3 separate regions of the Homo sapiens genome follow, and regions 2 and 3 are each linked to region 1. A link is a loop called in an ENCODE intact Hi-C map of the cell type or tissue named here. Cell type or tissue: CD4-positive, alpha-beta T cell. All regions are shown on one strand. Region 1 holds the start of POLD3 (DNA polymerase delta 3, accessory subunit). Region 2 has its middle 8.3 kb from the start of MRPL48. Region 3 has its middle 3.6 kb from the start of MIR548AL.

Region 1 (2,500 bases):
ACCTCAGGTGATCTGCCTGCCTCGGCCTCCCAAAGTGTGGGATTACAGGTGTGAGCCACTGCGCCGAGCCATTTTATTTTATTTTTAGACGGAGTCTCTCTCTGTTTCCCAAGCTGAAGTGCAGTGGCATGATCTCGGCTCACTGCAACCTCCACCTCCTGGATTCAAGACATTCTCATGCCTCAGCCCTGGGAGTAACTGGGACTATAGGCACGTGCCACCACGCCCGGCTAATTTTTATATTTTTAGTAGAGACAGGGTTTCACCATGTGGGCCTGGCAGGCCTCGAACTCCTGACCTCAGGTGATTCATCCCCCTAGGCCTCCCAAAGTGCTGGGATTACAGGCGTTAGCCACCGCGCCCGGTCTGCTACCCTATTTTAAACCACCACTATCTTTCACTTAAAAATCTCAGAATGTAAGTTACATGTGAACAGGCTCGGTTTATTATTGCTCATAGCTGCAGCCCCAGCACCTCAACACTCAGAATAGTATCTGGCCTTTCTCAGGATTTTGCTATGCTTTGAATGAATGCATGTCGCGACAAGCCTTTGAAGTAGGTACTGTTATTATTCCCATTTTATAGATAAGGAAATAGGCTCCTAGTGGCTAAAGAATTACCTAAGTTTACACAACAAACAGCAAAACCAGGATTCAAACCCAGTAAGTCTGACTCTAGAGCCCACTCTCTTACGCACTACACCTGCGATACTGAACTGCACCGGCTTATGCTGAAGTCAATTATTAAAGATTTTTGCGGGGGTGATACTAGGAGAAATTTGAGTTGAAATTCCCCAACCTGATAACTTTTCTCCAAGTTTTCCTGAGAACACAGCTCAAGCGCCTCTTCACAGTCTCCTAGGCACAACGATTTGGTTTCTCCCAAGTCTCTCTCATCCGCCTCTTCTCCTAACAATCCAGAGATAATGAACTCTTTTCCAGCAAATTCTCCTGCTTCTATCCGAAACACTCAGCCTCTCCTCAACCCCTCTGGAAAAACCTTCCCTAATTTCTCAACTCTGAGGGATTATAACAGGCAGTACTTTTCCCCAGTTGGCAGCACTACTAAAATTACTTGTTTTCAATAGTCTCCCCTTTATCCTGGCTTTCCCGGGTTTCATCACGCGCAGCCAACCTCGGTAGGGAAATATTATACCCAATGACATCTGTTGAGAGACCATATTCACTAATGTTTATTACAGTATAATAATAATTGTTCTATTTTATCGTTAGTTATTTTTGTTAATCTCTTACTGTGCCTAATTTATAAATTAAACTTTATCATAGGTACGTAGGTATAGGAAAAAACCAGCCAGGAGGCCCCGCACTTCGGTGTTTTCTACTAGCTCTGCCTACCTCCGTCTGCGCCGTCTCCCTGACTAGTTTGACCCTTCGAGGGCCGCCGTAGTGCGTCGCCTCCGTTGCCGGGGAAACGACCCGGGACCTGGGAGGGAGCAAAGACGTTTCCCGCCGGCGGGAGCTGTGGCTGTGATTGAGAGAGGGGTTAGAGGCGGGTCCCAGCGCTGCCGCACCATGGCGGACCAGCTTTATCTGGAAAATATAGACGAGTTCGTCACGGACCAAAACAAGATCGTGAGCAGCTACTACTGGGGAACGCGGGCGTGCGACCGGGGTCCTGGGCCCGGCTAGGGCGGCGGGAGCCTTGACCCTCTGTCTGCTTGTGGCTTCGTGGGGACCAGGGGAGACAGGTCCCCACGAGGGGACCTGGGCGAGCTCTGTGCCCCAGAGCGAGCGAGGACTCGTCGGGAAGGTCCTCCAGCACACACGGAAGTCCGCGTCCCTTGGGTGGGCGTGCTGGGAACAGAGCCTGGGGCTGGAGCCGCGGAGACCGGGCGCGGAGGGAGGGCCGTTGGCTGAGAGTTCTAAGGCGTCCCTACACCTTTCTTTTAAGGTGGTTGGCGTTTAAAGTTTTAAGTTTACAGTTGAGGAAATCGTGTCTTAACTGTGTTAAGTTACAAGTTGCGTAACCTCCAGATACTGTTTCCTCTTCCTGGAAATTTAAGCATTGATAGAGGTTTGATCCGCTTCACACGGGTGAGGAAAAGATCGAGCGAATTGATGGATGTGAGTGCACTTTGCAAACCGTGATGATTGAGTGCCTGCTGTGTGCCAAGGCACTTTAATCTTTACAGTGACCTCCCCGCACCCCATCCCAGGTCGGTGGTGGTATCCCGAGATGAGGAAATTGAAGCTGAGGGGCCAAATAACTTGTTTATTTGCGTTTGGTAAGGGATAGGCAGTTTTTCAACCTAGGTCTGTCCTCTTACTAATGCTTTCTTCTACATCACACTGCCTTTGCCTAACCTGTGCAAGTCTTCTAACTATTGGAAGCTTGACATTTGGAATTGGAAGAGACTTTGAGAGAAGAGAGTGCAGGCATCCTGGGTCTAGGAGGGATGAAGGCTTGATGCTGGTAGTTCCCAATCTAATCTCTTATAAAAATATTTACCCACTTTTTTCGTTTCCTGACCCCTGCACCA
Region 2 (2,500 bases), 810 kb before region 1:
TTACAAGCGTGAGCCACTGCGCCCGGTGTTTTTGTATTTTTAGTAGAGACAGGGTTTCACCATGTTGGCCAGGATGGTTTCAATCTCTTGACCTTGTGATCTGCCTGCCTCGGCATCCCAAAGTGCTGGGATTACAGGCGTGAGCCACCACGCCAGCCACAACATCTTTAATCATCAAGGAAATGCAAACCAAAACCACAAATATACCATTTCAAACTACTAAAATGGCTTAAAAAATGTTTTGGGACCTTCAAATACTTGTACAAAATGTTCGTAGCAGCTTTGTTCACAATAGCCAACAGGTAGAAACAACCCAAGTGTCTGTTAACAGATGAACGGATAAACAAATTGTGGTATATTCATACAAGGGAATACTATTCAACTCTAAAGCAAAATAAAGTATTAATACATGGTACAACATAGATGAACCTTGAAAACATTATGCTAAGTGAAACTATGCAGACAGAAAACCTCGACTATTGTGTGATTCCACTTATGTGAAATATAGCAAATTCATAGAAACAGAAAGGGTCCTGGAGATTAACAGGAGCTAGTAGGAGAGGTTAATGGGGAGTTATTGCTTACTGGGCAATGGATTCTGCTTGGGGTAATGAAAAATTTTGGAAATAGATAATGACGATGATTGCACGACACTGTGAATGTAATTAATGCCACTGAATTATACACATATTGTTAAAATGGAAATTTTTCTCATATATATTTGACTACAATTTTTAAAAAACGAGCTGACTATAGAGTGACTTTAAGTAGAGTGACTATAAACTCCAGAACAGTCCACATTTATGACTGTTGTGTGGATTGTAATTATTGATAGTATACCCCTAGACTCTCAAAGCTATCCCAGTTTGAACAATAAATTATATAGCCACCCAATCTCTAAGATCTCATTTTGAATGATTCTGCAATCCTAACATCGGGCATTAGGACCTTACAAAGGTTTTGCGATGACATCACCTCTGGAAAACTAGAACCCACAGGCCTCCAGGGAACCGGAGGCTGGGCGGAAGATGTGTGCACTTCACACAAACGCCCAGCTCCCAAGTGAGAATCATTTCAGTGGTAAATCATCTCTTTACTTGGGGTTCCAAGAGCCCACGACTAAAGGGAAACACTTGCAGAATGTGTCGGATGGAGTCAGCGACGCCAGAAACAGAGAATAGCCCCACCCTCCCCTGTCAAGCCACACTCAACATGGCCGCCAGCGTCCATGTGGAGGAGGGAGCGCGCCTCCTCTCGCAGCCCCAGAGGGGCGGGCCCTGGGAACCGAACGAGCTTCAGCAGACCAATGGGGAGAGGCAAGGGGCGGGGTTGGCCTGGGTCTTCGGCCAGAGGGCGGTGAGGTTGACTTGAACTGGCGGGTCTTGTTGTGCCGGGGCTGCCACGTTATTTCCAGCTTTTGAGGTGGATTTTGCCCGCTGGTGTGCCACCGTCAGCGCTTCCGGGTTGAACTCCAGCTGAGCTGAGCTGATCAGATCCCACCCTACCCAGTACTTGTCCCTCCTCTTCCAAGCCAGCCCTAATCAAAGCCTTGTTGGCCCCTCCCTCTCATTTGAGATGACTCATCTCTGTATCCCAACGACGCGGCACCAGGTGTGGCCTGACACGTTTGAGCTTAAAACCTTTTTTTCTGATTATAAAAATATATGCATATTTTAGGAAATTAAGAAAAGTGTAATGGAAACAAAAGTGATTTACTGTCCCATCGGCCAGAAACAATCATAATTAACCTTTGTCATTCTTTTTTTCCCTCTGTGTGTCTATTTTAACACAATTGGGACAATGCTGTATAACTTATGTATTATCGTTTGCATATTAAGTGTTTTTCTTTGTGATTTTAAATGCATGGATAGGATAAAGTATTCCATGGATGAATGACTGTGATTTTTATATTTTTCCGTTGAGCATTTAAACTTTGAGCCTGGGCACAGTGGCTCACACCTGTAATCCCAGCACTTTGGGAGGCCAAGGCGGGCGGATCACCTGAGGTCAGGAGTTCGAGACCAGCCTGACCAACATGGTGAAACTCCATCTCTACTAAAAATACAAAATTAGCTGGGCGTGGTGGCACACGCCTGTAATCCCAGCTACTTGGGAGGCTGAGGCAGGAGAATTGCTTGAACCTGGGAGGCAGAGGTTGCAGTGAGCCAAGATCACGCCACTGCACTCCAGCCCGGGAAACGAGCGAAACACCATTTCAAAAATAAATAAATAAATAAAAATAAAAAATAAACTTTGAGTGGATAGCCTCTTGGAGATGGGGCAGGTCGGGAAGGAGAGACAGCTAAGAACTGGCTATTCCACAGCTTCACCTTCTCTTTGCAAAGTTGTTCCACAAGAATTACAAGATTGTAGAGTCTTTCAACATTTTAGGATCTTAGGGTTCTAAAGTAGTACAATTGAGAAACTCAGAATCATAACATCTTGGGTGAGTAAGGACCCCAGAAAAAACAAGTCCAAGCCTCTACCAAATAGTTTCACT
Region 3 (2,500 bases), 190 kb before region 1:
ATCCTTATGCAGCACATGACTGTATTATATTTACTACATATATATAATATAATGTTTCAAATATTACATATAATGGACCTAATATTTTAGAATCATAATATATATAACTTACCCTCCAATGATTTAGAAAAAGACCACGTGTATGTCTATACAAATATTTATTATATATGTATATATGCAAACATATATATTACATAGTTAAATGAATAGCAAAGGACAAAGCAAATGGAGGAAAATGTTAATAGTGGGTGGATCTGGGTAAAGAATATGTGAATGGCTGGGTAAAGAATATATGAATGGCTTACATCTGTAATCCCGGCACTTTGGGAGGCCAAGGCAGGTGGATCACCTGAGGTCAGGAGTTCAAGACCAGCCTGGCCAACATAGTGAAACCCCATCACTACTAAAAATACAAAAATTAGCCAGGCATGGTGGCAGGCACCTGTAATCTTAGCTACTTGGGAGGCTGAGGCAGGAGGAAACACTTGAACCTGGGAGGTGGAGGTTGCAGTGAGCCAAGATCGCACATTACACTCCAGCCTCGGTGACAAGAGTGAAATCTGTCTCAAAAAAACATATATATATAGAGAGAGATATATATTATGTATATATATTATATATATTTTGTATATATAATATATATAATGTGTATATATAATGTATATTATGTGTATATATTATATATTGTGTATGTATTATATATATTATGTGTATATAATATATATTATGTAATATGTATACATATGTAATATATATTTTATATATACATGTATATATTATATATTATATATATATTTTATATATACACTAATATATATTATGTATACATAATATATATAATATATATATTATATATTATAATATATATAACATATATTATATATAATATATAATATATGTTATATATATTATAATATATAATTCACAGATTTATACATATATCACATACATATAATATATGTATATATAATATATATTATATATATTATGTATACATTATATATATTAGTGTATATATAAAATATATATATAATATATTATATATATTATGTATCTATTATATATATTATGTATACATAAAAATATATATGTGTATATATAAAATATATATTATGTATATATAATATATATTATGTATATATAATGTGTGTATATATACATATATATGTATAATATAATATATAATGTATATATACATAATATATATTATGTATATGTATTATATATATTATGTGTATATATTATATATATTATGTATATATAATATATATTATGTATATATATAATATATATATATGGGTATTGTTTGTACTATTTTTATTTTTGTAACTTTGACATCATTTTTTTCTTTTCTTTCTTTCTTTTTTTTTGAGACTGGGTCCTGCTCTGTTGCCCAGGCTGGAGTGAGGTGGCGCAACCATGGCTTGCTGCAGCCTTGACCTCCTGGGTTCAAATGATCCTCCCACCTCAGCCTCCTGAGTAGCTGGGACCACAGGTGCCCGCCACCATACCTGGCTAATTTTTTAATTATTTCTAGAGACAAGGTCTTGCCATGTTGCCCAGGCTGGTCTTGTGTTCCTGGGCTCGAGCAATCCTCCTGCTTCGGCCTCCCAAAGTGCTGGGATTACAGGTATGAGCCACCACATCCAGCTGTGAAATTATTTCAAAATCAAAAAGTTTAAAAGAAAAACCTCTACTGTATAAGAAATACACATTTCTTTATTATTAACAAAAAATCTAGCCAAGTGTGGTGGCTCATACCTCTAATCCCAACATTTTGGGAGGCCGAGGTAGGGGGATCGCTTTATCCCAGGAGTTTGACACCAGCCTGGGCAACATGGCAAGACCCTGTCTCTGCAAAACGACAACAAAAAAATTTTTTTTTAGTTAGCCGGGCATGGTGGCTCATGTCTGTAGTCCTCGCTACTTGGGAGGGTGAGGCAGGAGAATCCCTTGAGCCCAGAAGTTCCAGGCTCTAGTGAGCCTTGACTGTGCCACTGCACTCCAGCCTGGGCAACAGAACAGGACCCTGTCTCTAAAAAGAGAAAAAAAAATTTAATTAAAAGACTGGAATTTCTCATTCTGTTAGGGCAGCAAGAATTTGAATTTTCATTAATATCTGGAATTTTCTTCCCCACCCAGGCCTTATCTGGTACTTGGAAAACAGGAAGGGTCTGTAGCTCGAGTTCATTAAGGTTTCTGCAAGCATCTGCATTGTCCAGAGCCGTAGTGGTCACTGACACTGGAAGTCTGACAGCTTTCTCCCTGCATGCCATTTGTAAGCAATTACCAGGAAACTTGGTTGAGGCTAGGAACCCCAAGCCTCTGTCTAGGTTTGCCACATAGCCATCCCCTCTAAAATCTTGCCCATTCCTTGAAATGCTACCACCAGGCAGAGCTCAGGGCCTCTCTCTCTCATTACCTGCCTACTTTAAGACTTTAAATCTTGACAAAATGTATCATTCTGCTCTGTGATTGCTCTGAAAAGAGAAGTATTTTC

What was found. Peaks named below come from ENCODE experiments on the same cell type or tissue, not always from the same donor. Only the 100,000 strongest peaks of a DNase experiment are listed, where the experiment ranks them.
Region 2: a loop joins it to region 1, with 9 times the contacts of the local background. A loop is called at or near these places in 3 of 110 quality-filtered maps.
Region 3: a loop joins it to region 1, with 4 times the contacts of the local background. A loop is called at or near these places in 11 of 110 quality-filtered maps.

Annotation. Positions count from the first base shown.
Region 1 is chr11:74,591,127-74,593,626 of GRCh38, forward strand. It overlaps POLD3 (DNA polymerase delta 3, accessory subunit), which reads left to right and starts at 1,456. Exons shown (of 12, transcript NM_006591.3): 1 at 1,456-1,592. The coding sequence starts at 1,533. RefSeq lists an enhancer at 1,118-1,751. In CD4-positive, alpha-beta T cell, no CTCF peak of the experiment used is centred here; DNase peaks (open chromatin) are centred at 1,435 and 1,815; H3K4me3 peaks cover 1,346 bases; H3K27ac peaks cover 1,330 bases.
Region 2 is chr11:73,778,283-73,780,782 of GRCh38, forward strand. No RefSeq gene overlaps it. Among named protein-coding and RNA genes, the nearest start is that of MRPL48, 8.3 kb to the right of the region's middle. RefSeq lists a cis regulatory region at 897-1,771 and an enhancer at 950-1,309. In CD4-positive, alpha-beta T cell, no CTCF peak of the experiment used is centred here; a DNase peak (open chromatin) is centred at 1,279; H3K4me3 peaks cover 1,204 bases; H3K27ac peaks cover 1,314 bases.
Region 3 is chr11:74,401,562-74,404,061 of GRCh38, forward strand. No RefSeq gene overlaps it. Among named protein-coding and RNA genes, the nearest start is that of MIR548AL, 3.6 kb to the left of the region's middle. In CD4-positive, alpha-beta T cell, no CTCF peak of the experiment used is centred here; no DNase peak of the experiment used is centred here.